4 separate regions of the Homo sapiens genome follow, and all the other regions are linked to region 1. A link is a contact called in ENCODE Hi-C data. All regions are on one chromosome and are shown on one strand. Each heading gives the region's core, a stretch centred on a gene start or an enhancer-like site at or near the end of the contact. The rest is flanking DNA. Distances are from core to core; before and after follow the strand shown.

Region 1 (7,298 bases), core at 1,669-4,168:
GCTCACAACATAGTTGATCCTTAAAATAATTATGAATGGCAACCAGTGCTGCCTTTCTGTACTCAACCATGCAACTGAATTAAAGGTTTATCCAAATCCTAATCTGTAATTAGAAATATATTCTAGGCAAATTCAGTCCTAAAAACGCAAGATGCCATACATTCCAACTTTGAGGATTAAGCTGCCGTCAATCTATTATTTATTTTTAGTAAGACCAAGAGATAAATTTTAATGATTCAATTAAAAATCATAAGGTCAGATTGATGAAATGACTCAATATAAACTGCTCGACCTTCCACTAGTACATACTTGCTCATTGTAAAACCTGTATGAAAGTGTAGCAGAAACAGCCACCCTATTTGCAGTTTTTCTAAGTAACTTGGTAGGTTGAAAGATCCAAGGTCAAAAGAACTTATCCAGTGTAGCAAATAACAGTAAAATAAGATAAAGTGGCCCGGGCATGGTGGCTCATGCCTGTAATCCCAGCACTTTGGGAGGCTGAAGTGGGTGCATCACATGAGGTCAGGAGTTCGAGATCAGCCTGGCCAACATGGTGAAATCCCATCTCTACCAAAAAAAAAAAAAAGATAAAGTGATGAAGCCTTTTCTAATATCCTGAAGAACACTTTTCCTTCATATTACTATTGTCCTAAGTACTAATCATATCACCTATCACACTGCCTTGATATTACTCATCTAGTTCTGTTTAACACATTAAAATAGGGGTTAGTTTCTTTTTATAATAGATTGCAAGCTAAGAATTATTTTGACAGTTTCAAATGGTTGGGAAAACAAACAAAAAAATATCTTGTGACATGTGAAAATTATATGAAATTCAAATGTGTCCATAAATAAAGCTGTATTGGAACAGAGTAACATTTATCTCTTTACACATTGCCTATGGCTGCTTTTGTGATACAAGACAGAAGTGAGTAGTTGTGACAGAGACCAAATGACCTGTAAAGCTTAAATATTTACTGTCTGGCCCCTAACAGAAAGTTTGTGACCCATACATCGGAGTATAACCTCCTTAAGGATTTGTGCCTAATGATCCTAACTTGTTCACAGTGTAATCCCTGCTTAGCACTGTATCTGACACATAGCAACACTCAAATAATGTTTGCCAAATAAGTGAGAACAGAATATTAGATGATGCAGCTTCTTCTCTAATGTATTAGTAGCTATATCGTCAACCACAGAATGTAGCTACACCCACAACTGCAGGAAGCTAACGTATGTTCTTGAACTTAAAAAAAAAAAAATCTTCTAGCTAACTTATTAACCTAACCACTAGATTATAATGAACACTACAATTTAAAAAAGTATATTGCAGCTATATATGCTCCATAATGTATTTCCTCCTTACCTTGTAAAGACAGATGTTTACATTTAAAATTATTTGTAATTACTTACATTTAAAATTAGTTGTAAACACTAGTCAGGAATAACTTACTGGTAATTTTGTTGATTTAAAAACAGAAGGACTGGCGAGAGTTTGTTCATGGAGATTAGAATAATCACTAGGACTTTCAAAAGGATTTAAAACAGGGATCCTTCCTGGAGTTTCTGGTGTTATTTGCATCTTTGATTCCTTGACATCTCCCATAGCACAGAGAGAAAACTAAAAAGAAATCAAGAGTATGCATGTTAAAATTACAAAGTCCCATAGATATTAATTTTAACTATTAAAATGTACTCGACAAATGTGTCACAAAAAACAACTCAAAACCTCACACTCTTGGGGCTATGATACAGCTTACAAAAAAAGTATCACATATAAATGTTCTCAACTGATCCTCGAAACAACCTTGAAAGCTATAGCAGTAACTTACTAGTGATATTATTTTGCGAAAGTATTAAGCTCAGAGAAGTGAAGTGGCTTATACGCAGCAATCAAATATGAATGAATTCAGATCTGCCTCTGAGGAAACTAAAGGTTACAACAGGCCCAGATCTCTTCTCAACTAAAGGACTTATAGCTACAATTTTTTTTAAATTCATCATCTCATGTCTCAACACTATGAACATTCTTCGGATACCCTATCCAACTACAGTTGCTATTAAACAATTCTTTGTAGCAAGCAGGTAAGAGATGAGGAAGCTTGTGCCTTTCTTGCACATGAGTCCTAGCCAGAGAAGTATGATTGACAGGGGCTAGGAAATTAACTGCCTGGGGTCCCCTTTCCTCCAAAAATCCTCCTTTCGCCAAGACCTCCCCTCCACCCCTCCCGGGATAGAAAGGGAGACTGCATTACTTGCAATCAAAGGAGGCTACAGAGGCTACACCTTGGCGGGGTGGGGTGGAAAAGAGTCTACTTCTGGAAGGTTGAGATGCAGCCGGCTTCCCTGGATGGAGTGCGAAGGAGGCGTCGCCCCCAACCCTACGTGGCCACTCTTTCTGGTGCCCCTCTCTTCCACACCTACTCCCTGACTGCTCCCATTCACCAGGGGCGAGCGGGCAGGCAAGTCAGGAGCTGGGAAAAGAAACCTCTCCATTCAGACAGGAGGAAAGGCCAGGGACCACAAAGAGCGTACCTACCGGTGCGTACAAAACGAAGCCCCCAGTACCGACTCCAGGGAGCTCCGGGGGCCAGGCCAGCTTCCACGACAGGCATAGACTCTTTAACTCCCCGCTTCCGCGCTGTCTTGGGCCAACCAGGGCACGGGGCTTGTGAGCGACTAGCCAATCGTGTCGTCCCGCCATCCGCGAACCAGCCAATCGCACGGAGGCCGCGTAGGAAATTCGAATGGCAACTCCTCGCTCCACGTTCCGCGCAGAGGAACGTGGCTCCAAATTCAAATCAACGCAGCCTCACGCCGGCGGCGAGCGCGAGGGGCGGAGCCTGCCCGGCGTGGGCCGAGACGCGCTGTGTGATTGCCTCGGAGAGAGGAAGGCGCTCCAGTTCCGGGTCAGGCCCTTCTCCCGCCTCCCTCGGCCTTAGCCATGGCGAGTAGCAGCGGTGCTGGGGCGGCGGCGGCGGCCGCGGCGGCGAATCTGAATGCGGTGCGGGAGACCATGGACGGTGAGTTTCCGTTGCGCTCCCTTTACCTTGCGTGCCTTCCCAGAGCCAAGGCCCCCAGGCGGGAATGAGCCTGGGGAGGACTTCAGGTCCCCTTAGTGCCCCAAACGGCATCTTCCAAGATCTTTGGTAGGGACCTGCCAGGGCCGCAGGGCTGATGGCCCTATCCCTTGAGAGTTGTCTCCGCCGCTGCGTAGTTTGTCGCGCGCGCTAGGCGTTGCGGCCCCTAGTCAGCCGGTTGCGCACCGCGTCCCTCTCGCGCGAATGCCGCGCCCCCTCTATCCCGCATCCCAGGTCCGCCCTACCCGCCCGATCTCCTGCGGTGACAGCGTCACGCCCACCCCACCCAGTACACCCGTTCCCTCCTGCGTGCCGCGTCCCACCCGATTCCCGCCCGGGGCGCTTCGGGGGTCCCCAAGGTTGGGATCCCGGCGGGGACAGGGGCCAGGTGTTTGGTCACCGCTATGCCTCCTGTTCTTCGCACTTAAGTAGGCACCTTTAATATCCGGCGAATGAACAAGTTCCCCTTTGGTCATAATTATCCTAGTTTCCTCTTGAAGCGGGTGACACCAGTGCCCAAGTGCTATGGTGTCGCCTGTTTTCGGCCCCGGAGGCACGTGTGTGTGAAGCCTACACAAGTGTTGCAGAACACGAAATTTGTGTCTTGCGGTTACCCTCTGTCTACCCTCTAATGTCGGTTCTGCCACTTTATGCCCCTGTGGTGAGCTTGGACTAGATACTTAAACATCATTGAGCCTGTTTAGTTTTTTTTTTTTTTTTTTCTGTAAAATAAAACCCTACCTCCAGGAGTTGTGAATATTTAAATAAGACAACCATGTAAAAACATATCAAAGATGATCAATTATTTTTATATTATTTCAGATGGCCTCTCTCTTGTAGTCTTCTTTCTTTGTCTCCTTTTTACTCACATCCACCTGTATTATGAGTGTTTGATCGATGTTGTTATTTGCAGTGGGCCTAGACGTTTTCCAGGGTCTACTCACGTCAGCTTCCGTCTCTGTTAAAAGATAACCCTATGAAATTCTCACTGCTGTATCTCTCTCTCCTTCACCGTAGGCTCTTTTTTTCTTTTTTGAGACACAGTCTTGCTGTAGTTGCCCAGGGTGGAGTGCAATGGCGCAACCTCGGCTCACTGCAACCTCCGCCTCCCGGGTTCAGGCGATTCTCCTGCCTCAGCCTCTGGAGTAGCTGGGATTACAGGTGCCCGCCAGAACACCCGGCTAATTTTTTGTATTTTTAGTAGAGACGGAGTTTCCCCATGTTGGCCAGGTTGGTCTCGAACTCCTGACTTCAGGTGATCCACATGCCTCGGCCTCCCAAAATGCTAGGATTACAGGCGTGAGCCACCATGCCCGGCCTCATTTTCTTATGTAGCACTTGCAGAGGGGCTGCTGGCTTTTTCTGCACTGGTCCTGGTTTTCTTTTCAAAGAATTACACTTTTAGAGCCTTTGCATCTAATTTTTCACTTGTTCAGTATCTACCTTGCTGTTTTTCTGAGAATGTTACTCTTAATATTCAGCTTATTTTTCTATCCTTTTCGATGTATCAACACTTAATAGTTTTATTTTGTAAGTGGATTTATGTATGAATATATATATGTGTGTGTATATAAATATAAATTTACTGTCTTGTATATTTCCTTGGAAAAAGGTAGAGTATAAGACCTCACTTCTAGCCTATTTTCTTAGGTTAGCTGTACTTAGGTTCCTTATGTATATGGCCACAGGATCCCATTTGAACAGAAAACTCACATTTTCTCTGGTGGAATCACTGATGTACAATTGAGAACTGATGGTTTGTGTTGGCTGCATCATCAAGATCTCTTCTGAGAAAACTTGGTGTGAAATGAAGATTATAAAGAGAGTAAGAACACAAAAAAGTGAAGTAAAACAAAAAATGAAGGAGAGGGGATGTGGTGTTACACAGTATTTAAATCAACCCGTGAGATCAAAAATAAAATTTTCAAAACTTTTTGAATACCATTTCTCCCCTCAATGGTAGCATTTGTGAACCTCCCTTTAAGTCATGTGAATTGCAGAACTCTTGGCTACATTTGCATTTTGATCATGAAATGAAAGGATTTTGTTAAAGACATGGAAGGAAGCAGGCTAACTTTCTATTAATAAATTATCTGTGCACCTCACTCTGAAAAGAACTATCTCTGCCAATTTAGAATAAGGTCTGCATGAGATCTCTGCTTTCATCCTTATATCCCTAAAATTCTACACGCTTAAAATAGTCGTGCCTTTTCAACAACACCCCCCTCGCAACCCACTGTGTATGGTTGCCTCTTTTGCTTTTCAACTTTTTGGTATGTTAGGTACTCTCTATTGATTGCTTTTTATACCTTAATTTTTATTTTCCTCTAAAATCGTCCTGTGCATCTGAATTTTAATTTTGATAATTATTCCTTATGAGAGGCTTTATCATAGCACTATTTTTTTTTTTTTTTTGAGACCGAGTCTGGCTGGAGTGCAGTGGCGCGACCTTGGCTCACTGCAACCTCCGCCTCCCAGGTTGAAGCTGGGGATGGGAACCAATTCTCCTGCCTTGGCCTCTGGAGTAACTAGGATTATAGGCGCCCGCCACCACGCCCAGCTAATTTTTGTATTTTTAGTAGAGACAGGGTTTCACCATGTTGGCCAGTCTGGTCTGGAACTCCTGACCTCAGGTGATCCACCCGCCTCAGCCTCCCAAAGTGCTGGGATTATAGGCGTGAGCCACTGTGCCCGGCCTGTAGCACCACTTTACATATATATATGTGTATATATATATATATATATATGTATATATATATATATATTTAGTAGTAAGTACGGGTGCCTGTAATCCCAGCTACTTGGGAGGCTGAGGCAGGAGAATCGCTTGAACCTGGGAGGCGAAGGTTGTCGTGAGCTGAGATTGCGCCACTGCACTGCAGACTGGGTGACAGAGCTAGACTCCATCTCAAAAAAAAAAAAAAAAACACGTTATAGAGAAAGGAGTTAAGAGAATCTATGGTATATAGATTCCATTTGACTAGCACTGCAAGGCAGTACCAGCGAAACAGTCCATGCTACCACCATCAATCCAGTTGCACATTTGAGAAAGAAATCTAGAAGTCAGTCTTGCTTTCTCACCTCCTCTGCCTCCTGTTCTTCACTAAGCCCTTTCAATTCTTGACTCATTTCAGGTTGGCTAAATATCTCCTGTTCATCCTACCCACCAGTCTTTTATCAAAATTGTGATATAACTGGACTTTTTAAAGATTCATTTGATACTCAGCCAAAAAGTCCTTAAAATGCAAGTTTGATTTTTTTATGTTCCTATTTTATATCATCCAGTAGCTTTCCACAGTTCTAAGATCTTCACTAGGACTTACCTCATATTTTATACCCATTCACCCCGTTAATTACATTGCCTTCACAATAGCAGTTCAGGTCTGAATTTACCAAGTTCCCTCTAGTGTAGGGACCATCACACAAGCTGTTTTCTTTGCTCTCAACCATCACCCTTCCTCCTGCCTCTGTATTAGTCTGGTTGATTTCTACTCACTTTTGATGTCTAAGTGTAATTGTCACTTCTTCAGACAAGTCTTTGCTAAACACTGTGTCCTTCCAAACTTGGTAAGATGCCCTTGTAATTTGTTTCAGAAGTATTCCACTCTTTATTTATTTTACTTATATCTGGAATCAGTTATTACTTTAATATCTATCTCTCCTCCTGGACTAATATCTGTGAGGAGTGGGACCATATATACCTTGTTCATAACTGTATTTGCAGCAGTAGCATAATAGGCACAAAATACATATAGTTAGAGGTTGATTATCTCTCATCCAAAAACCTTGGGACCATGTTTTGGATTTCAGATTTTTTTTTTTGTAATATTTTCACATACATAATGAGATATCTTGGGGATGGGACCCAAGTCCAAACACAGAATTCTTGTATGTTTTATATATACCTTATACACATAGCCTGAAGGTAATTTTGGTTTTTTCCCTCAGGGATGCTGAATGAACTGTGTATTGTGCACCTGCATTTTGACTTTGATCCATTATATGAGGTGTGGAATTTTCCACTACGGTGTTATGTCAGTACTTAATAAGTTTTGGATTTTGCGGCATTTCACATTTCAGATTTTGGAATTAGGAGTGTTCAACCTGTACTGATCATATGGTAGGCACTAAAGAAATAGTTTTTGATTACAGGCGATTTGTGAAAATAGGAAGTAAAAATAGGTGTCCATTTGAAAAGAAGGCTTAAAGAAGAAACCA
Region 2 (7,298 bases), core at 1,416-3,915, 4.3 Mb before region 1:
AGTCTTAGCAAAGACTAAATAGACTAAATTAGTGACTTGAAGACAGATCTACAGAAATTACAGACAGAAAAGTAAACATATACAATTAAGAGATATGTAGATACACCTCCCAAGACAGAAAAGTTTTAATAATTTAAATAGACATTCCCCTCTCAAGGAAATGTTGCAGTTCAGGTAAATCCACATTCTTCAGTGTTGGCTGCACATAGTGACTTTCTTCCAGTACAAAAAGAGAGGGAAAAGGGTAACTTTAAGTAGAATAACTTGATCTCAACCTCTGATTAATGTTGACATCAACAAGGATAAGTCGTATTAATAGATGTACCCTTGATATGATGTGATGAGAATGGTACTTTATACCTCTGTAGTTTTCCTTCTAAAACATCCATAGTCCCCATGTAATTATAAGAAAAAAACCTAAGACAAACCCCAATTGAGGGACGTTCTACAAAAATACTAAAGCAGTACTCCTAAAAACTGTAAAGGTCATCAAAAACGAGGAATTACAAGATGGTATTTAAGGAACTACTGCAACATAATCTAATCTATCCTGATCATTGGTGTACCAAGGCTGGGGTGGTGTGGGAATAGTCTACACCATTCTACGTGGTGGAGGGGGTACATTGTCTGTGGATAATTTAAAACAATAATAAAGAGACTAATTGTTCATCTGCTTTTTATTACCACATGCATTGGCAATTCCAAACAGGGTCAGTAATAAATTATTTTTCCCAGTTGGATCAATGTGCTCCACACTCATCCTTTCTCCCACCTACCATGCCACTGATCTTGATGATACAATTGATAAATGTAAATAAGTACTGACTGATTAAAAAATAAACGTTTTTTTTCAAAAAAAATGAGGTGAAATAAAATATTTGCCAATAACAGGGAAGAAAAGGGGTATTCAATAGGTCAAGTGTGCCAAGGTCCTTGTCTTGTTTAGGAGGAGAATAGATCATAATGGCGAAAAAAGAAAAAAAAGAACTATGATTGGAATGTGATATAACCGTAATGTGATACAATATTAACGTAATGCAACCTATGCTCATCATGTTTACTGAATTGGTTTAATGTATTTTGCTGATCATTTATACTGTTCACCCAACTTTAAATAAATGGGCCTGTATTTGACTTATTTGTTTTTCCTTAATAATTATCATTGTCCTTCTTAGAACTTCCTATTGTTCCTCATCATCCAGTCACTGAGGGACCTAAACAAATGTTGCAGCTCAGGCAAATCCACACTCTTATGCTACTAGAGGCTTTGTACAGTTTGATTCAGTGATCTGACAGCTGACAGGCCCTTAAAAAACACCGAACAAACAACACTGGCATTTCCCCACATTGAATTCATTTTATTATAGAAACAGTCTCACTCTCTCACCCAGACTGAAGTGCAGTGGTGACATCATAGGTCACTGTAACCTCCTACTCCTGGGCTCCAGCCATCCTCTCGATTCAGCCTCCTGAGTAGTAGCCGGGATTACACCAAGCTCGTCTGATTTTTTAAAATTATTACTCTTCTATTTTTTTGTAGAGACAAGAGTCTGGACATATTGCGCAGGCTGGTCTCCAATTCTTGACCACAAGCAACCCTTCTGCCTTGGCTTCCCAAAATGTTGGGATTACAGACATAAGCCTGTACCACTCCTGGCCTCACACTGAACTTCGACGTAACTTTATACATGGCTTCCTAGCTCAATTTCTTGAGAAAACGGGAAGAACGGAGAGCTCCCTGGGCACCACTGCTTTTCAGTGTCTTATACATGGGTCTGAGTGTTCTAAGACATCTTTGAATGGAAAACTACTTTCTCTCTTTTTTTTTGGAGGTGTAGAGAGGAATGGCGCATGATTCAACTTAATGATATTGCACCTAAGAATGTTTCTAACTGTAAGAAAACGCAGTATCAAAAAATCCAAACTTTAAAACAAGTCAACTAGGTAGCAGTTACAAAGATGCCTTGATTTACAAAAGGATTCACCAGAGGTTTTCTTTTCAGCAGCTTTGTAATCCTTTACTTTCCCCATTGCGTTTCAAAAGCTATTTACAAATTTCAGGACTCTATTTCATAAAGCAAATGTCGTTTTTAAAATGTAATAACTCTAATGATAAAAGCCACTTTAGAAATATTGGGAAATACAAATATTTGAAAAACAAAAACCATGTGCAATCCCAGCGTTAATACTCTCACTATTCTGGTACATTTCCTTGGCATCTTTTAAGCACCACTTATGCACATCGATGCGCGGGTCTTCGGAGACTGTATTTAACTCCTCGGTTTCAGGCATCCGGGGCGGCCACCCGCGGGCCGCGGTCCCCAGCAGGCTCCGGCGAGACTCCTTCCTTTCTTTTTTCTGCTCCACCTCCCTAAACCTTCCAGTTTCAGCCACAGATAGTCTCTTCCACATATAGCTAGCTTCAGCCCTCCCACATTCCATCTCAAAACAACAAAAAAAATCCCCTTCAAGCGGGAGTCACATCTCTGGCAGGAAGGCAGAGGCTCGTCCCACAGCAAGGAGACTGGGGCGGCCGCAGCGCGCGCTCCCGCTTGGGCGCGGCCCTACTCCCGCCGGGCTCCGCCCCCCCCCCGCCCCCTTCCCGCCCCCTTGGGCGGGGACGCGCCAGGGAAGCGCGCGGCCGCGAGCCCTGGGCGCCATTTTAGACTCGCTGTTTGTGGCCCAGGTGCAGGAAGCTTACGCGGTGGCAGCCGCTCGCTGAGGTAGTCTCTCGCGGCGCCGGGGATCCCTGAACACAGACAGCGCGGGACTGAGAAGGAAAGCTTCTTTCTGGGCAGCCAGAGCCGCAAAGGTGGAGCCGCGTTGGCGCCCTCCGCGGGACCAGCGCCTCGGATGCGGGCGGAGCGCGGGGGGCCGCGGCTGCGGGAGCGCGAAGCGGGGGGCCAGGGGCGCCTCATGTGAGAGCCGCGGGACCTGCAGCCGCCGCCGTCCCCGGAGCACGGGGTGGTGTGTGGGGGAAGCCGCCCCCGGCAGCAGGTAACGGCGGAGGGGCAGGGCCGAGCCCCGCTGCGACGGCGGAGCCGGGGAGGGACCGCGGACCGTCTGTGGGCGGGCCGGGGTGGGGTGGGGTGGGGGGGGGCGCGGGGGCCGGGGCGCGCGCGGGCCGCTCCTCAGGAGTGCCGGGCGGGGCGCGGGGCGCGGCACCCAGACCTTGGAGCTTGCTTGGGGGCGTTTCCCCGCCGTGCCTGCTTCCAAACATGTCAACAAGGCGTGGTGCGTGTGCGGCGGCCGCCTGCAGCCTGCCCGCGACGCCGCCGCTCCCGGGTTCGCCGCGGCTCCTGCCAGGCTTTATGACCCTTGGCGGGGGCTGGTGACAGGCACCATGGAGCTCGCACTCTGTGGGCTCTCCCGGCGTCGGCTACGCCCGTGCTGGTAGCTTGAGCAATGAGGCACTGAAATGTCAAAGCAAACTGCCCAGGGTGGGGCGCATGAGAAATGTCAGGGGAAGCCAGTCGGTGGGGAGGTGGCGCAGGGAGGAGGGGACGCCCCTGCCGCTTAGCCAGGCGAAAAACTTGGTCAACTTGTGTTGAGCGGATTCGCGTCTGCCTTTGGCGTGGGCAGTCCTTTAGGTGGGGTTGCAGACAGGGGTCAGGAAGCAGCCCAGTAAATGGTCTGTATCTCCAAGCTGAGAGGTGAGAGAGATCATTTTTATTTTGTCGTTGCTAATGATATCCAGTTGAGTGACCCAGATTTTTTAATTAGAATCCTCCTTTTCTAACTTGAAAAAAAAGTAACTTAGTTTCTGTTATCTCTGAAATATTTATAAAAATACCATCAACTATCAGTTATCTATCTATCTATATGACCTGTAGACAGATTTTCGCCACTGTGCGCTCTCTAAGCATTTAGTTGTGAGTTAACCTCTTTATAGTGTTTTATTCTTGTAGTTCAGCCAAAGAATGCATATTAGTTTGATATTAGTAAAAGCAGAACAGAAAGGAACTGTGATGCCAAAATAGGCTTTTTAGAGTTAACTACAAATGAGCATTTAAAATTATTGCATGCCCAGTGTAAAAGTGCCTAATACAACGATGCACACGGCTAGCTGTTCACTTCCGGTCTTCACCTAATGAAGTTGCTTCTTTCAAAGTTTTTTTTTTTTTTTTTTTTTTTTTGAGACAAGGACTCACTTTGTCACCCAGGCTGGAGTGCAGTGGCGCGATCTCGGCTCTAGCGATCCTCCCACCCCAGGCTCCCTAGTAGCTGAGACTACAGGCATGGGCCACCATGCCCAGCTAATTTTTGTAGAGACAGGTTTCATCGTGTTGCCCAGGCTGGTCTCAAACTACTGAGCTCAAGCGATCCGCCCGCCTTGTCCTCCCAAAGTGCTGGGATTACAGGCGTGGCCCACCGCGCCCACCTGGAAAGTTTATGGAACATAGAGTTAGTTCACTAACTCCTTGTGCTGCTCAGCTAGTCTGTGGTCTTTCCTCAGTAGTTTGCTATTTAGCAGTTTGTAGTCATATCAGTCCCTCACCAAAAGCTGTGGTGGCCTAAGTTGCATTATTTGGGGCCTAGAAGCTTTGCAGGAAATTAAACTGCCAGAGCCCTGAAGAGGCCTAGTTTTGGTGCTCTAGATTTCTAGAGTCTAGAATGTCTCATTGACGTTTTATAGTACAGCTTGGTTCTCCACACTTCTTTTCAAATATAGGAGGTGTTTTCACTTTGACAAAAGTAGGAATTATAGGGTCCATTGATGTAAATTATTTGCAGGCTGGAAGATGCTCTGAGATGTTTAATTTTATGTATAGCAGAGTTTCATGTGTAAATAGATTTAATAAGATACTATTAAAGTAGTGTAAATTTTTTCATACATAAATGAAATCAACTTGGAAAAATTGACATTTAAAATTTTAAGTGTCCACTCACTTCTGTTATTTTCATGCACAAATGAGGATAGTGCAGAGGATATTTTTATTGGAATTTGGCCTTACATTTTTTTCAATTGCTTAATGCACTATAATTGTAACATAGACATATTACGTATGACAATTAACAGACTTAATTCAGCTATTTGTAAACTGGTAAGTTCTTAAAATAGGCTTTGGTGATCATATAGTGTTTTTATATCTAGATCAAGAGATACTGTCCCTTAGTGTTGCATACTGTTAAAAAAAATTTTGTCAACTTCTTTAACCTGAACTTGGAAAGGTATTTAAGTACATTTTATTTAAAACAGTACTATAATAGACAAAAGAAAGTTTCTATTTTTAGGACCAGCAAAGTATTTATTAGCAAAGACTATTATGTGAATAAGGCTACCATTTTATTTTTGTTTATATATCCATATACTCTAAAGTAAAATGAATCATTCCGTCTTTAAGTTGTCTAGTTCTGGTTTTAGAAGATTGTTCTCCAGAAACAGGCAATCAGTATTCTATAATAAGGTGTAGAAATTGCAAAGACTGTCATTCTTTTTTGAATCTCTGTATCTCAAAATTGTGAGTAGTTTTAGGTGGTCAGAAGAGAAATTATAAGCTCTGGATAGCAAACACTTTGTTCTTTGACCCAAATTTTATATACTAAAATTAAAGTAAGCCTTCAGGGTAAGTTAAAGCAGAAAAATGGGTCATAATAACAGTGTTATCTCAGCCTCTAGTGAGGGATTATTATTAGAAGAGACTTAATATTAAAGATTACAGTGTAGACTATACACTTTTCTCTAAACTTATTAAAAAAAAACTAATCTCAAGTCACACATAATTTCCAGTCTTCCATCAGACTACCTTCTTGCTGTCACCTCTGTCATTCTATTTTCTCTCTTGTTCTCTCCCTGATCAGTAGGGTATACGTAATATATTTTATTCACATAGTTGGGAATAGGAGCAGTGAAGAATAGGCAGTTTATTGCACATATGCTAAGACGTCTTTGACTGACTTTCATGGCATTAAGGTCAGAGGCCTCTGCCATTCTCTTTTTACTCTCCAGCCCTCAATCCTCTTTCACAAGTTTTGCGAGGTACTGGGTGGAGAAAGTCTGCAGAAACATTTGTTTTACAGTAATGCATATGCATATCCTTCATCTCACACAGGAATGAGAAATTCTTTTATGCTGATAGGCCAGAGGAGTGTTGGAGCAACAAGCCATCTTTCTGAAAGATTGTGACCCCAAGTTTAGGTCGAAACCACTACCCTGCCAGAACTGTTCTCTAGAAACAAAAGTATTACAGGCTCTGAACTAAGTAACTACCAGTGAGTGGTCTGCAGCCATTTAGTTTAGAGCCTGCTATACTTTTCCAAAAAGTCCGATTACACGGTAATGCATTGATAGTAAAAGAAAATGTGTAAAACATAAAAAGGGAAGAGATGTTTGCAAGAAAAAAAAATTACCTGTAATCTGCCGTCTACTGTTGGTTACTATAATAATTCAGTGAGTCTACTTCCAGGGTGTGTTTTCTCGTACACAAGCTCACTTGCCCTGTCTCTCTGACACACACACACACACACACACACACACTCTCTCTCTCTCCATTTTAAAGCAAAAATAGAGTCGGGTGTGGTGGTGCATGCAGATACTCTGGAGGCTGAGGTGGAAGGATTGCTTGATCTCAGGAGGTCGAGGCTGCAGTGAGCCATGATCGTGCCACTGCACTCCAGCCTGGGTGACAGAGCGAGACCCCATCTTGAATGAATGAGTGAACGGAATGAATGAATGAGTGAACGGAATGAATGAATGAATCATTCTCTGCCTTCTGGGTAGTAACCCTGGTTTTTAGCATGTTGTGTACTTTAATGTCGTTAATGCTGGACTGCTTTCCTACACAACAGTCATATCTCAACAGTTCAACAGTCGTATCTCCCCTTTGAAAAGCCTTAATAGTATTGCATTTCTCACAGAAACCCTGTTTTATTAAACTAATTTTGGAAATTTAAGCACAGGAATATCAAGTAATTTGCTCAAAGCCACATAGCCAGTGAGAGGTAGAGCCAGAATTCAAACCCAAGGAGCTTGGTTCCAGAGCCCATTCTCTTTAGCCATAATACTGTTTTGCCATGAAAAAACTATCTTTCAAAGAAACTAATGGAATGAAAGTGCTAAGAATACATAGAATAAACAAATAGGTATAATTCAGAAACACAACTTGGGGAAAACAGTGCAATATTAAGTGATGTGTTTGAAGAAGCAGCTACATTCCAGACCAAACAATTCATAGTAGGGGTGGTTTTGCTTATTTTAGGCGGAGTTAAGAAATGTCTGGCAGTAACACATAGCATAGCCCAGTGCCTGTCCGTGGCAGGGGGTGATTTCAGGAAGAAACTGTTCCACCTCAGATCAT
Region 3 (7,298 bases), core at 1,482-3,981, 4.3 Mb before region 1:
AGGAATTTTGTCTTAAAATTTTTATAGCTCCAGATCATAGTAGACATTTGCAAATGTTTACAGAATAAATGAACATTTTTCCAATGTGTTCAATTTTACAAACAGTCCATACATTAAGATTATTCAGATAATTATGAGTAACAGAATACATTTTATATTTACTTACGAATTAACATTCATTCAACCAATATTTATTGAGGCTCCACTACATATATAGTGAACTATAGTAAGAAGGAGGGAAACAAAAATTAAAACACTGTTCCCTTTCTCATGGAACTGTGGGTGGGAGCTGGAAAGACACTGAACAAGTAATGAGTGTGGTATGTGCTAGACTAAAGGAATGAGTCCTATGGGCACACAGGAAGGACAAATCATTGTTAACCAGGTATGGGATGAATGGGGTGGGGAGGGCAAAGAAAGAGATGAAGGCCGGGCCTAGGTTTTTAATGTAGTTGATTAGAAGGTTAAGACAGAAAGGCAGAGGAAATGTTAAGTATTGTAAGACAAGCCTGGCACATTTGGTCTCCGGTAGGTACGGAAGACTGGATTTCAGGCCTCGACGCAGGAATGGAGACGGAAGAGACTGGCAGGGGCTGTCATTTTGTCACTAGGAGAATGTGCATGGAATTCCCTGCCTTATAATTGGGGAGGGCTAAACTTAAAGGATGTTAAGTAGCAGATCTGACAGGACTGAATTTGCTATAAAGTAAACCTTATTTCACGAATTAAAAGAGGGTATGGAGAGAGGCCAAATAAAACATGAGAGATCAGTTAGAAGGTGACCTCAACAATGCAGGCAAGAAAAGAAGACCGGAGAAGGCCACAGCAATAGGACTCGAGGGGCACTGCAGCTGAATTCAGCTCAACAGACACACTGGTCACCTATAATCTGGCACTGGGAAAGAAAGAAGTGGTGGCGACAACAGCTTCTATCTAAGAATCCTAGATCCCCAAGGTTGTAGCCAGATCTAACAAATCTTAACAAATCAACAAAAATTTCTATTTTAACTTAAGAAGTTAAAATCTTTATGCTAATCGAAACTATTAACGACGCTCCCAAAAGTTTCTGCTACTTGGGTACAGTGTTTTATAGGCACTTACCTGGTTTAAACAAATACATAATCACATGGAGATTTCACTGACACAGCAAAATCTATTTTAGTTCAAAGGTAATTTAAGTGTGAACTTAATAAACTTAAATATTATATTCAATTGAGGGAATTAGATGGGAGCACGTACTTAATATCTGAGACTTAAAAAAAAAATCCACTAAAAAGCCATAGTCAACACCTTGCCCTAATGTTAAATCAAATCGTTTGGATTTACAATTCTTGTTCTATTGAGTAATTTTGACTTCTTACAAACATTTTATTATTAACATTTTCCAGAAAACTAGCTTCAACCACAAACTTCTCTTTCCACGTAGTATATCACACAAAACAAAAAAGTGTTGTAAACATTTCAGTGAGCAGAATACACTATCTAGGTTTGACAACAGCTGGCATTTTACTAGATTTAATCCTTCCAGCAAACCTATGAGGTACGTGCTACCACTATTCCTATTTTTTGACTCAGGGCATGTGGGCACAGAGATTCTGAGTAACTTTCCCAAGATCCCTGGTGATGACAGAGCCAGATTTGACCCGCAGCAGGCAGAACTCCTTCCCACTCATACTGTCATACAAAATAGCTGTTTTTTTCAGGTTTGTTGTGTGCAGTTTTAGCTGTTGATTACTTATGCTAGTAAGTTAAAATTATGTCCAATGATGCTTTTGGTTTAAAGAAAAATAGCTGTTTTCAAAAACTGCTGGTCTTTCTCCTGCCTGATGTTGACACCATGTTTTCTTTCTCTGTGTTTAGCTATCTCTGACCGCCGGAGGCTGTGTCTTCTCTGTCAAAGGCTGGAATCGACCTCCCAGGTGTGCGGGCTCTGTCCCCGACTTAGGACCGGCGTCCTACCTCCAGGCTGAAGACTGGACAAAAGCGGTGACAATCTTCCCGGTCTAACCAGGACTGCAGGAGACGGGGATTCCCGGGATGCGCGACTTTTGAGGGCAAAACTGGGAAGTCCCAATAAGGACTTCGGATCAGGTTCTGATCAGGTTCAAACCAGAGCGAGTTGGTCGCCCAGTAAATTGTACCAAATGTTCCGCGGTAATAACTAACGACAGTGCATGATATAAATAAATGCGATAGACAGTGTTTTTAAACTACTCAAGAAATCAGCTACTTGTACCCAGAAGTCCCTCCATTAAATAACATTACTCTCCTTTTCTTCTTCCACGATTCAGGACTGTCCTGAGTCTGCCGCAAGTGACCAGAGGGGACGAAAGGTCCCAGGGCTGCACGTAACGAGCGGCTGCGACTCCCCAGTCCTCAACTTTGCTCTCAAGTGCGCTCCGAGCGTCACCCGGCGCTGTCCCCGCACCATCTCGTGACCCGACACAAACCACGGTGAGCAGGGGTCCCCGCCCCAGCACCCCATCCCCCATCGTCAACGCCGACCCCAACCCCGACAGTGCGCGCGCCGCCGCACTCACTTGTAGGGCACCGGCCAGTGGCGCCGGGAGGGGATGCCCGAGACCCGGGACCAGCCCGGAACCACCGCGAGCCAAAGCAGCGCCAGGGCCCAGCACCAGGAAGCGCGTCCCCGAGCCGCGCCCGCGCCCCGCCGCATCTCGGCGCCCTGTGCCGTGTCTACCTCCTGCGCCATCAGGCTGCACCCAGTACTTCCGGAGCCTCTCGAGGCCTGCGACGCCGGTGGGAGGAGCATGCGCGGAGCCGCCAGTCCGGGACGCGGGGCGCCTTGCCCCTGCGCGTCAGCTCCAGAGCTTGGCCCCAAGCGCAGGTTCCGGCGCATGACACCTCCCCGCGCCCGGCCCGCGGCGGCTTCCACACTTTGCAGTCCAGGAAGGTGCTTTGGTCTGGCTCCCAGGAGAATTCGATCCAGACCTGGGGCGTCATCTTTTATGAATTGACCTGTCCTTGCCCAAAAGCCACCACCAAAACCAAAAATCTGTCACCGGGGCTCCTCCCAACACCGAACTTTTACCCCATCCCACAGGGCCCACGCTAGGTGTCAACAAACGTTGAGTGAACGAGAATGTGTATTTGGAGCTGAGGGTGCAGGGCTGGGGGTGCAGTGAGGAAGAAGGGACAATAGTGCGGAAATGGCTCGTCGTCACCCGACCTGGGCCAGTCATAACAGTGGTTAACACTGACAATATGTGGTCCCTGCCACTCCCCAAGTGCTTAGTGGGGAAATGACTCGTCCTCACTCGACCTGGGCCAGTGATAACAGTGGTTAACACCGACAATATGTGGTCCCTGCCACTACCCGAGTGCTGCCGAATCTACCCCCTCCCCTACCGCTCCCCTCACAGGCAGGTGTTCCTTGCTTGGATCTGTCACTTCACTGGAAAGAAGTTTCTGCATCACCTTCTCTTCTTTGACTCTTCAACTAGGTCAAGAAAACAATGGCATCAATTACCCGGCTTTTGAGGAGCCTCTTGTGGCATGCTTTGCTGTTAGGCACAAATACTGACTTAAGTCTATACGTAGTACATTCAGGGCCTTGCCATAGTCACTTGTTTTTACCAGACAGCAGTTTTGCAGGGCCTTAGACCGGGACTTTCCAATTCCTTCACTTCACCCACAACTCGTGTGAAGCATCATAATGTTTGTAAGCCTATGGGAATAAGCAAGGTGGCTTCGGTAGCCGGAGATGACCACCACAATCCATTGGAGGATATGTAGCTTGTGGGGGTGTCACTGACTTCCTTGGGCCCTCCAGGTCTCTTGATTACATATGGGACTCAGTACCCTGCCCCAAACACACACTCCTTTGCCCACTTGCTGCTCCAGGTTTGGGGGTTTTGCGGAGGTTCAGGCTGGGCTGCATTTTACCATACGTTTGTCTAAGCGTTTTGATAGCTACCTAGCTCTCCTCCGTATACTATGGCCAAATTCAAAATTACCAAGGCTAAACTGGCTTCTTCAAAGACCTGCCCAAGATAAGAGGGGGAAGCATTCTAGCCCTGAGAGCTGAAATGTAATGTCTGATTTGAAGGGCACCTGAAGGATTCCGTGGCCCCACACTTGAGCCTAGCTTAAAAAGCAATCAGCAGGAACAGCTTTAAAAAAAAAAAAAAACATTGATTAGAGCATTTACAAATCCTGGAACCATACACAGTATGATGTATGAGGGCCACAGTAGATGGCCTCAACAACCAGAGCCTCCGTGGCTGCCTGGAGAGCGGTGATGCAGGCAGCAGCTTCATGAGATATTTGCAGTTTAATCCAGTCATCTGCAAGCACAATCTGCCCATCAGATTGGACTTTCTTGGAGGCAAAGAGAAGCAACTGCAGTGGGGTGACTAAAGTCATGCCTTTAGCAGAGATGGCTCGAGTTCAAATCTTTTCACCAAATACAAAGAAGGGAGATAGGTACTTCATGTCTTGGCTACTAAAAGGACAATTAACAGTAGATGGTTCCAGGTTCCATCTACTGTTAGTAGAGGGCCACAGTAGAACCTCCCATTCAGTTCAGGACTTCCCAGAGCTACAAAAACAAATTCAGGTTGACCTTGTTCAGTGGTGGAGGCCTCTGGTCTTGCTTCTGCCATCTGTCTCTTCATTCTGTGTGCAGGGAGCTTTCATGGTAAGAAAGCACTTCCTAGTATTGGTTTTTATTTTTTATTTTTTTGGAGACGGAGTCTCCTTCTGTCACCCAGCCTGGAGTGCAGTGATGTGATTTCGGCTCACTGCAACCTCCGCCTCCCGGGTTCAAGCAATTCTCCTGCCTCAGCCTCCCTAGTGGCTGGGTACAAGTGTGTGCCAGTTGTAATTTTTTTTTTTTTTTTTGGTAGAGACGAGGTTTCACCATGTTGGCCAGGCTGGTCTCGAACTCCTGACCTCAAGTAATCCACCTGCCTCGGCCTCCAAAAGTGCTGGGATTACAGGCTGTAGTCACCATGCCTGGCCCTAGTATTGGTCTTAACTCAGCCTCCTGGTAGCTCCCATTCTTCTGGTCTGGTTTTGCCTTGGATGGGAACACTGATTAAACCCCATTCTTTTTGTCTATGACCCCACACCCCAAGCTGAAGGTGCTCATAGATTATCGCTGGTCGATACTGGTTGCTTCCCCCTTGTCCATGGCTTTTAAATCTTGAGGGCCCACAGACAGAACTAATTTCAATCTAATTGGTTTCCCTTGGATCCTTGCCCATTCAGCCTAAGACTGCCTGGACCACATGGCATCTCCCCAGATAGAGTGATAGGATTCTGGGGAAGTGTGGAGTTGAGATGAAATTTAAATAAGCAGTATTTTGGTAGACTCAAAGCAAAACAAGGCTGTATGTCAATGATGGTAGTGGCTGCTCCAGACGGCCTGCTGCTGCCATCAACACACAGGCTCTAGGTCTAGACTGCAAAGTGGATGAAGGGCCTATTTCCTTGGAGACTATGAAGTTAAAATAGCGATGGAGTTTTGTGTCTGGAAACCCCTTATCAGAAGCTTGACATCTGGGTTGTAAATTGAGGCCAATTCTCTGTGTGGAATGACTGAGGTCCTTCAAGCAAAGGTGGGATATTTTATTGTTACTGATGTAATTTCAAACACGAAGTTGTCTCTAATCTATGATTTTAGAGAACAAAGTTTCTTAGTGAATAAGAAAGCAGGAAGCCAGGCAAGGTGGCATGTACCTGAAGTTCTAGCTACTCAGGAGGCTTGAACCCAGGACTTTGAGGCTATAGTGAGCTATAATCGTGCCTGTGAATAGCCACTGCACTTCAGCCTGGGTAACATAATGAGATACTGTCTCTAAGAAAAAATTTTTTTTTCGTGTAATACTTTATTTTCCATTGTATTAAATGAAAGCCAGGAAAATATCAAGTTATTTTTAAAGACAAATCTTTACTCCTTAAAGAAAAATACAAACTGTGGTATTTCTAAGATAGATCGTTACATTTTACATAATATAAACAAAATCACTAATGCATCTATATGCTTGGTTTCCTTAAGCTACAGTGAACCACAGAATGGGTTAAAATGCATTTACTTTTTGGTGGGAAATAAACATTGGAAAAAAATGTCACACATAGCATGGCTTTTTTTTTCTTACTGTCTACACACAGGAACTGACATAACCAAGCCTTAACAGATGCCACCTTCTCTTCCTTGTCCAAAGTAGCCAGTTCCATAGGCCCCCCTACCACCTCCTCGCTGGAATCCCCCAGATCATCTGTAGCCTCTACTAGGCCCTCTGTAATCTCCTCCAGAGTTGCCTCTATAGCCACCTCAGGAAACTTCTCTATAGCCTCCACCAACACCTGCACCATATCCTGCCCGACAGGAGCTGGAGCTGCCACCATAGCCTCCGCTACGATAGCCTCCACTGCTATAGCCACTGCCATAGCCTTCACTGCCATAACTAGAACCTCCCCTTCTATATCCGCTTCCATTGTCATATTGGGCCATCTTAGGAGGACCTGGACCATCTCCATACCATGTACTGCCAATCATAAGGTTGATATCAGCAGCTGAGGGTCTAGAGATTTGACGGATCATGTTCAGTATACTTTCATTTACGGGGTCCAACTGGCTGATGATAGCAGGTTGTTTGGTTACTTCAACAACCAGAGCCTCAGTGGCTGCCTGGAGAGCGGTGATGCAGGCAGCAGCTTCATGAGATATTTGCAGTTTAATCCAGTCATCTGCAAGCACAATCTGCCCATCAGATTGGACTTTCTTGGAGGCAAAGAGAAGCAACTGTAGTGGGGTGACTAAAGTCATGCCTTTAGCAGAGATGGCTCGAGTTCGAATCTTTTCACCAAATGCAAAGAAGGGAGATGGGTACTTCATGTCTTGGCTACTAAAAGGACAATTAACAGATGATTTGTGGATAAGTGCATTACACCCTTCAGTGGTGAGAATCTTTGTCTTTTCCTTATGATAGCATACATTGGGGTACACACCAAAGGCCAGGAAGAGAGATAACAACATCCAAATTATTATCTGGTCCAGTGTTAGTAAACACTTGTGTCACCAAACAATCTTCTGGAAACCCAGAATTAATCAGAATCTCTTTGAGCTGAACTTTGACTTCCCAAGTCATTCTTAGTGTAGCCATATGAAGTCTTTTGTGCGCACAAAAACGTATTTCTGCTTCTTCTCCACCCATTCTAGTATCATCTCCGGCTTGGAATACTGATAAAAGGGCTACATGATGAGAAAATCCGTTTCCAGCAAAATTTCAATGGTTGTAGCCCAGCCACTTTCCTTCATTTATAAAAGGCTC
Region 4 (7,298 bases), core at 4,799-7,298, 4.2 Mb before region 1:
TAGGGAAAGATTAGGACAATAGTGTGTCAGTTCTATCCAGGGGCTCAAATAGAGATTCTTATTTGGGTAAAAGTACACATGGATACAAGGAAGGGAACAATAGACATTGGAGCCTACTTGAGGGTAGAGGTTGGATGGAAGGTGAGAATCCAAAAACTACCTATCAGGTACTATGCTTATTACTTTGGTGATGAAATAATCTGTACACCAAACCCCTGCGACGTGCAATTTACCTGTGTAACAAACCTGCACAGGTACCCATAAACCTAAAATAGGTTGGAAGGAAAAAAGAAGGCAGAAAGAAGAAATAAGGGCCAAGGACTTGACTCTTTCTTAACCCTAGTTCTTTCAGGGTGGCTACTTTGAGTTTCTGGTTACCAGTACTGCGGAACACAAGCACGTAGACTTTAGAGTAGCATTTCTGCCCCCAGCAGAGATAAAGAGCTGTGTTATCTTGGTCAAGTTACCTTACTTCTCTTTGCCTTGGGTTTCTCATCTGTAAAGGGGGAAAATAATATAACTTACTTCTTAATACATGTAAAGCACTCCTAGAGGAAAGGGGATTTAAAATGCAGTGTTTAAAAGCACAGATTCTAAGGCTACACTGCCTGGGTTCAAATCCCAGCTCCAGCACCTATTTGCTGTATGATCTTGGGAAAATTAGTTCACTGTGCCTCAGTTTCTCATCTAAAACTTGGGTAATAGCACCAACCTCATAAAGTTATTGTTAGGATTAAATGAGTTCATACATGTATAGTTCTATAAATAGGGCTGGCTCATAGTAAGTACTCTATACATGCTTGTTATATTATTTGTTTCCTGGATAAGCTCCAAACACCATCTTAAGGGTATAGAAATATCAACATTGTTAACTTTTGTTTCTTTGTTTGGTTCTATAAATCATAAAAATCATACTCTAGAGATAATCATACAATGTTGGGATATTCTTTACTGTCTAGACCTGTTTTTTTTTTTTGTTTGTTTTGTTTTTTGAGATGGGGTCTCGCTCTGTTGCCTAGGCTGGAGTGCAGTGGTGCGACCTTGGCTCACTGCAACCTCTGCCTCTCAGGTTCAAGCAATTCTCCTGCCTCAGCCTCCTGAGTAACTGGAATTTAGACCTAGTATTTTGGCAGTGTACCCTATATAACATTTTGTTCTCTTTTCTTCAGGTTAAATATTGTCACATCTTTTACCAAATCTTTATTAAGATCATTTTGCCTCCGGATTCACTTAATGTTATTCAATTAATCTCTCCTTCTAAATGCAAAAAGTCAATGACTTCTAAAGCCTGCATGGAGAAAAGATTCACACATATTAGGAGGATGACAAATGGAATAAATATTTATTCAGGATAATTTCTGATTCTGCCTCTCTTCCCCTTTCCCCATAGTGTTCATTTTAATGTTTCTGCCATTCATTTGTTCATTCAGTATTTATTGGGAAGACTTGTCAAGCACCATGATAAGTGGTGGAAAATAATGATTCTGACACTTGAATGGTGTTTTACAATGTACAGATCATTTTCACATATATTAAATTCATTCAATTCTCAAAGGCACTCACTTCATTTCACCAGTTCTTCCTCCCCTTTAACTTTATATTTCTCTTCATGTTCCTCATTCCTTTCCTTAAATCTTTGGTATGCAGAATACAGTAGTCTCCTTTCATACAAAGGGTATACATTCCAAGACCCTCAGTGGGTGACTGAAACCGTAGGTAGTACTGAACCTGATTGCTGTCCATTGGAACATGTTTCTCTTCATGTCTTCAATCCACAAGTTTAATGCCTTTTCCATTTTCACTACACACTTATCATGCACTCTGTGCCATACGTTTTGTGTTTGGAGGTGTGACAGCAAAACTAGCACAAATTTTTCCTTCATAATTTCACAGAAATTTCACAATGTCTACATTCTTATCATAGATCTTAGCAACCTTGGGATGTAACTTTTTTTTTCTTATTAAATTGAGAACTTTCACCTTTTCACTTAAAGGCAGCATTTTATGGCTTCTCTTTGGCATATCTGAATTGCCAGCATCACTACTCTTGTAATTTGTGGCCATTTATTAAGTAAACTGAGTGTTACTTGAACACAAGCACTGTGATAGGGTGATACTAAGACAGTTGATCTGACAGCTGAGATGGCTACTAAGTGACTCATGGGTTGGGAGTGTAGAGGTGTGGATATTCATGTCCAGGGCAAGACGAAGCAGGACAGTGGGAGATTTCATCACACTACTCTGAATGGTGTGCAATTTTGAATTTATGAATTAGTTATATTTCTGGAATTTCCATGTAATATTTTCAAACCACAGCTGACCATGGGTAACTGAAACCATGGTAATGGAAACTTTGGATAAGAAGGATTACTGTGGGGAGTGGGAGGGGAAGCTGGTTTGAAGAGAAGGCAGTAGGTGGGGGAGAAGATGCAAATGAGATGAGAATGTAGGTCCAGAGATGTTTCCAGTATCCTCCACTTTAGGATCAAAGGACAGGTTACTTGCAGGCACACTGTATCTTATTCAGGAAAATACAAAGAGTTACTTGAAAAGGAGCAATGACCATCAATTAGCAATGACCATCATTAGAAACTGGTTTGAGACTAAACACAGGGCTAGTGGGTTTCCAAATCCTCCCCAATCCCTTGCAATCAAGCATATTTAACATACTGGAGATGCTAAAGAGTTATGACTCTCTTCTTATAAACACTCAGGCCCTCAAGTCCCAGCATCAGAGTTCCCCAGTAGTATTTCCTTTTGAATTCTGTGATACCAACCAATAGGCAAGAAACAGAACACACAAAATTAACTAGAAAAACATTCCTTGTGTTTCAAATCACCTGTTTCATTCATTATTATATCTCTCATGCATTACCTGGCTTCCATAAGGAAATACCAATGGCTTTTCTGCAGTAGACTAGCTGGTGGTTGATGACTACCTTATGTCAAGATGTAGAGAATGATGATAGTAGGCTGCAGGTAGTGAATAAGCACACGGTATCACTCACATTTGACTCTGTACTGATCATCTCAAGGGTACTTTGGAGATTCACAGGATACAAGTAGATGACACAATACATAAACTTTCAATGTGAGCTCACTCATAACTCAGGCCCCTTTAACTTGTTTGACCCTGTGCCTGGAATGCTCTTCCTCCAAAACTTCCCATGGCTGTCTCTTTCTTATTATTCAGCTCAAATGTCACATTCACAGAGATGCCTTCCCCAGGCACTCTGTATAAAGTAGTATTCCACACTCAGTCCCTCTATCACATCTTATAATTTTATTTTCTTTGTGGCATTTATCACCACCTGAAATAGGCTTACTTATCTTTATACTATATTTATTTGTCTCCCTCGCAAGACTATAAGCTCCTAGTGGGCAGTGATTATTTTTTAACATGCAGCCTGGAATATAGTAGTAGGCCCTGAATAAATAGTGGTTGAATGCTTGCGTGAGCAACAGATATTTATCAAATGCCTGTAATATACCAGCTCTGTTCTAGGCAGTGGGGGTGTGGCAGTGAACCAAGCAGACAAAAACTGCTGAAGTCTTGGAGTTTATATTCTGATGTAGGAAAAGAGTCAACAAATAAGGCAAGGAAGAGGAAGCTGCAGTGAGGCTGTGCTGCATTAAGAAGTGGAATCAAGGAAAGGTCTTGCTGGGCAGACCTGAAGAAGGTGAGAAGGGAGGGACCTGAACAAGGTGAGGAACACGGGAGGGAGGAGAAATGAGACTTTTACAAGGATGTGCAAAGGCCCTGAGAAAACAAGAAAGGGGCTATGTGGCTAAAGCCAGCCAGCTCCTGGGGGCAGGGCAGGAGATGTGTCAGAGAGGTGCTGGTGGGATAACTCCAAACATGTAGAGTCTTGTAAGCCACTGAGAGGACTTTGGATTTTGCTCTTTCTGAGATAGGAAGCCACTGGCAGGCTCTGAGCAGAGTGACATACCAGCCTTGGATTATAAGCAGGGTCCCTGTTTTTGTTCTGGTGATACAAGACTGTAGGAGCAGAAGTAGAAGCAGTTAGGAGACCAGTGCAATAATCCAGGCAAGAGATGATGGTGGCTTGGTCCAGGGTGATGATAGGGAGATGGTGAAATACGTTAATAGTCTAGAAAGATTTTTAACACAGAGCTGGCAGGATTTGCTGATGCAATGAGCAATGGTAATTATACAAAAATATGTGCAGAACTGATACAAAGAAGGCTTTTCTTGGATTTGTAGAAAAGAGGCTGGTTTTGTCAGGTCTCTGACACTAATATAACGCCTAGTAGCACAACCACCTCGAAATCCTGCACTGGGACTTGGAAGTTTTGTGTTATCTATTATTTATCCCAAAGAACAGAACAACAACAAAAAAAGAATGTTGAAATACATTCAGTATCAAAATCTGTACTTGCAATTAAGATAACTGGTTTGGGGGTTGATCTCATTTCAGCACACTGACATGAGCGCGGTAATTGTTGAGCAGATATAAACATTTCAAAATAAAAATGACATTTATCTGTGAGGAGACTGTGAAGCTCACTGGGTAGTTACACAGAAGGATAAATTTTATCAAGAACAAAGATCTTGCCTGATTTATCCTGATGTGTGGTCTATACTTCAAACTGATGTGATAACTGCGCAGACCCCTGACCCTTTGCTTATTGGGCTACACTGAAAGCGCTTTGGAGATTATTCGCCTTTGCATTCCTCACTCCCTGGTGCCCTGCAAATAATAGCAGGTACACAAGAAACATTCAGTGACCCAATCATTTCTTGACACCCTCCTCTGCACTCTTCTCTTTTTGCAGCATTCAGGAGCTCTTACTTATTTTCATACCCAAATCAGTGATCAGATAATCACTCATAAATATGACATTTCAGAACGTGCTGGGAGCAGCGCAGACAGTGTGTAGGGAGCCATCCAGAGGCCCCACCCACCTGGGAAGCCAGGGAAAGCTTCCAGGGGGAGGGGGCGGTTCTGTGGGCTGCAGTCCGAGGGGGAAAAGCAAACGTGTAGGCAGCAGGAGTTGAGAGATGGGATCCAGACAAGGGCCTTCAGATATATAAATATCCCTTTCTGAGACTGACGGGAACTTGGACAGGGCCGAAGAGTGACCGAGGCATGCGGGAGAGAAGGGGCGCCTGGACTTTTGGAAGGATAAACATGCAGGCGCCAAAGGTGGCTTTAAAAATTACGTTAGATCTGCAACTGTTGTGAGTCTAAGGGCGCGATTCAACGAAGGCTGAATGGGACCCGGAGACCGAACGTTCCGGAGTCTTACCCCTTCACTTCGAAGTGAAGTGCCTCGAAGGCCCTGCGGGAAGAGGGAATTGCAATTAAGAGCAGATTTGAAGCTTCATCTCATTTTGTCTCTGCAGCCAGAAAATAAACTATCGTAAAGCATCCTACTGCGGGACACTGAGGTTTGCTTTTTGTTTCTAGGTTTATTTATTTATTTTCCAGGCTGGCTGCAAGGCAACTTGAACAAAATCTGGCTGCGCTCGGACTGGGGCGGCTCTTTCGTCTCTCCAGGTTTTTCGCGTCTCTCTACTTTCAGTGACACGACAACCAACGATGGCAGGCCGCAGCTGCACTGCTGGAAGCGCCCAGTTCCGCAGGCGGGAGGGCCGGAGGCGGCCACGCATTTCCACTCCCGGGGCGACAGGCTTCCGAAAGTTCACGTCCTCCTTCCAGAGTCCTTGGGTGCGGGCTGGGGCGAGAGGGGAGGGGGCGCGGTGACTGTCCCTCCAAGGAGCTGTCTTCCGAAGCCGCCAAGTCTCGGGCGGGTCCTCTTCGGAAGAGGGAGAAAGTTGGGCGGGACCACGGGGCGGGGCTGGTGGGTGGGGAGCGGGTGGGAGTCCGGGCGCCCCCAGCGCTCGCGAGCCGGGGTGGAGCCAGCAGCCCCGCGTGGCGTCCGCGTTTAAGATGCAAATCGAGTCCCCGCTCCCCACCTCCCCTCGCCCGGTAAGCGAGGCTCCGCCGCCGCCCACGCCTCCTGCGCGCCACGGCACCAGAGCAGGCGGCTCTACTTAAGCAGCGCGCGGGCCGCGACCCGGCACTCGCCTGGAGCGCGCGGGCAAGGCGGGCGGAGCGCACTGGAACTCAAGGGGGCGCACAGCGGCGCGCTCGCACCGCTCGGCTCCGCGCGGCTCTAGGAGGTGGCGGCGGTGGCGGTGGCGGCGGTGGCGGCGGCGGCGGCGGCGGGGCGCAGGGCTGAGCGAGCGTCCGGGTTCCGGGGCTCCGGGGAAGGCGGTTGCAGCTCCTGAGTGCAGCGCGGCTTCCTGCCACTGTCCCGGCCCGGCCACCTCTCTGTCATGGCTCTGGCGGACAGCACACGTGGATTACCCAACGGGGGCGGCGGCGGGGGCGGCAGTGGCTCCTCGTCGTCCTCCGCGGAGCCACCGCTCTTCCCCGACATCGTGGAGCTGAACGTGGGGGGCCAGGTGTACGTGACCCGGCGCTGCACGGTGGTGTCGGTGCCCGACTCGCTGCTCTGGCGCATGTTCACGCAGCAGCAGCCGCAGGAGCTGGCCCGGGACAGCAAAGGCCGCTTCTTTCTGGACCGGGACGGCTTCCTCTTCCGCTACATCCTGGATTACCTGCGGGACTTGCAGCTCGTGCTGCCCGACTACTTCCCCGAGCGCAGCCGGCTGCAGCGCGAGGCCGAGTACTTCGAGCTGCCAGAGCTCGTGCGCCGCCTCGGGGCGCCCCAGCAGCCCGGCCCGGGGCCGCCGCCCTCGCGGCGCGGGGTGCACAAGGAGGGCTCGCTGGGTGACGAGCTGCTGCCGCTTGGCTACTCGGAGCCCGAACAGCAGGAGGGCGCCTCTGCCGGGGCGCCGTCGCCCACGCTGGAGCTGGCTAGCCGCAGTCCGTCCGGGGGCGCGGCGGGCCCGCTGCTCACGCCGTCCCAGTCGCTGGACGGCAGCCGGCGCTCGGGCTACATCACCATCGGCTACCGCGGCTCCTACACCATCGGGCGGGACGCGCAGGCGGACGCCAAGTTCCGGCGAGTGGCGCGCATCACCGTTTGCGGAAAGACGTCGCTGGCCAAGGAGGTGTTTGGGGACACCCTGAACGAAAGCCGGGACCCCGACCGTCCCCCGGAGCGCTACACCTCGCGCTATTACCTCAAGTTCAACTTCCTGGAGCAGGCCTTCGACAAGCTGTCCGAGTCGGGCTTCCACATGGTGGCGTGCAGCTCCACGGGCACCTGCGCCTTTGCCAGCAGCACCGACCAGAGCGAGGACAAGATCTGGACCAGCTACACCGAGTACGTCTTCTGCAGGGAGTGAGCTCCCCAGACCCCCT

What was found. Hi-C counts contacts between places; a loop is a spot of excess contacts on that map. Pooled maps may share reads with other maps.
Region 2: a loop to region 1 is called in a map of B cell, with 6 times the contacts of the local background. The contact joins the promoter of FBXL3 here to the promoter of MZT1 in region 1. A Hi-C loop is called at or near these places in 3 of 168 maps with a recorded cell type or tissue (B cell, CD4-positive, alpha-beta memory T cell and naive thymus-derived CD4-positive, alpha-beta T cell) and 10 of 50 pooled maps.
Region 3: a map of CD8-positive, alpha-beta T cell shows a loop between it and region 1 (11-fold over the local background). The contact joins the promoter of CLN5 here to the promoter of MZT1 in region 1. A Hi-C loop is called at or near these places in 4 of 168 maps with a recorded cell type or tissue (CD14-positive monocyte, CD8-positive, alpha-beta T cell and naive thymus-derived CD4-positive, alpha-beta T cell), 1 of 37 single-sample maps with no recorded cell type and 16 of 50 pooled maps.
Region 4: a map of naive thymus-derived CD4-positive, alpha-beta T cell shows a loop between it and region 1 (9-fold over the local background). The contact joins the promoter of KCTD12 here to the promoter of MZT1 in region 1. A Hi-C loop is called at or near these places in 1 of 168 maps with a recorded cell type or tissue (naive thymus-derived CD4-positive, alpha-beta T cell), 5 of 37 single-sample maps with no recorded cell type and 10 of 50 pooled maps.

The regions. Positions count from the first base shown.
Region 1 is chr13:72,723,249-72,730,546 of GRCh38, reverse strand. MZT1 (mitotic spindle organizing protein 1) reads left to right here and starts at 2,918. Exons shown (of 3, transcript NM_001071775.3): 1 at 2,918-3,023. The coding sequence starts at 2,945. It overlaps BORA (BORA aurora kinase A activator), which reads right to left and starts at 2,624. Exons shown (of 12, transcript NM_024808.5): 1 at 2,540-2,624; 2 at 1,454-1,621. The coding sequence starts at 1,606. RefSeq lists enhancers at 2,343-2,392, 3,113-3,182 and silencers at 2,603-2,752, 3,276-3,457, 3,413-3,472.
Region 2 is chr13:77,022,526-77,029,823 of GRCh38, reverse strand. FBXL3 (F-box and leucine rich repeat protein 3) reads left to right here and starts at 2,665. Exons shown (of 5, transcript NM_012158.4): 1 at 2,665-2,997. RefSeq lists silencers at 2,545-2,594, 2,765-3,044, 3,065-3,124.
Region 3 is chr13:76,987,514-76,994,811 of GRCh38, reverse strand. CLN5 (CLN5 lysosomal BMP synthase) reads right to left here and starts at 2,731. Exons shown (of 4, transcript NM_006493.4): 1 at 2,541-2,731. The coding sequence starts at 2,713. It also overlaps the pseudogene DHX9P1. RefSeq lists an enhancer at 1,227-2,426 and silencers at 2,448-2,687, 3,148-3,217, 3,308-3,397.
Region 4 is chr13:76,885,155-76,892,452 of GRCh38, reverse strand. It overlaps KCTD12 (potassium channel tetramerization domain containing 12), which reads left to right and starts at 6,048. Exons shown (of 1, transcript NM_138444.4): 1 at 6,048-7,298. The coding sequence starts at 6,305. The coding sequence ends at 7,282. RefSeq lists silencers at 5,821-6,250, 6,651-6,920 and an enhancer at 6,534-7,033.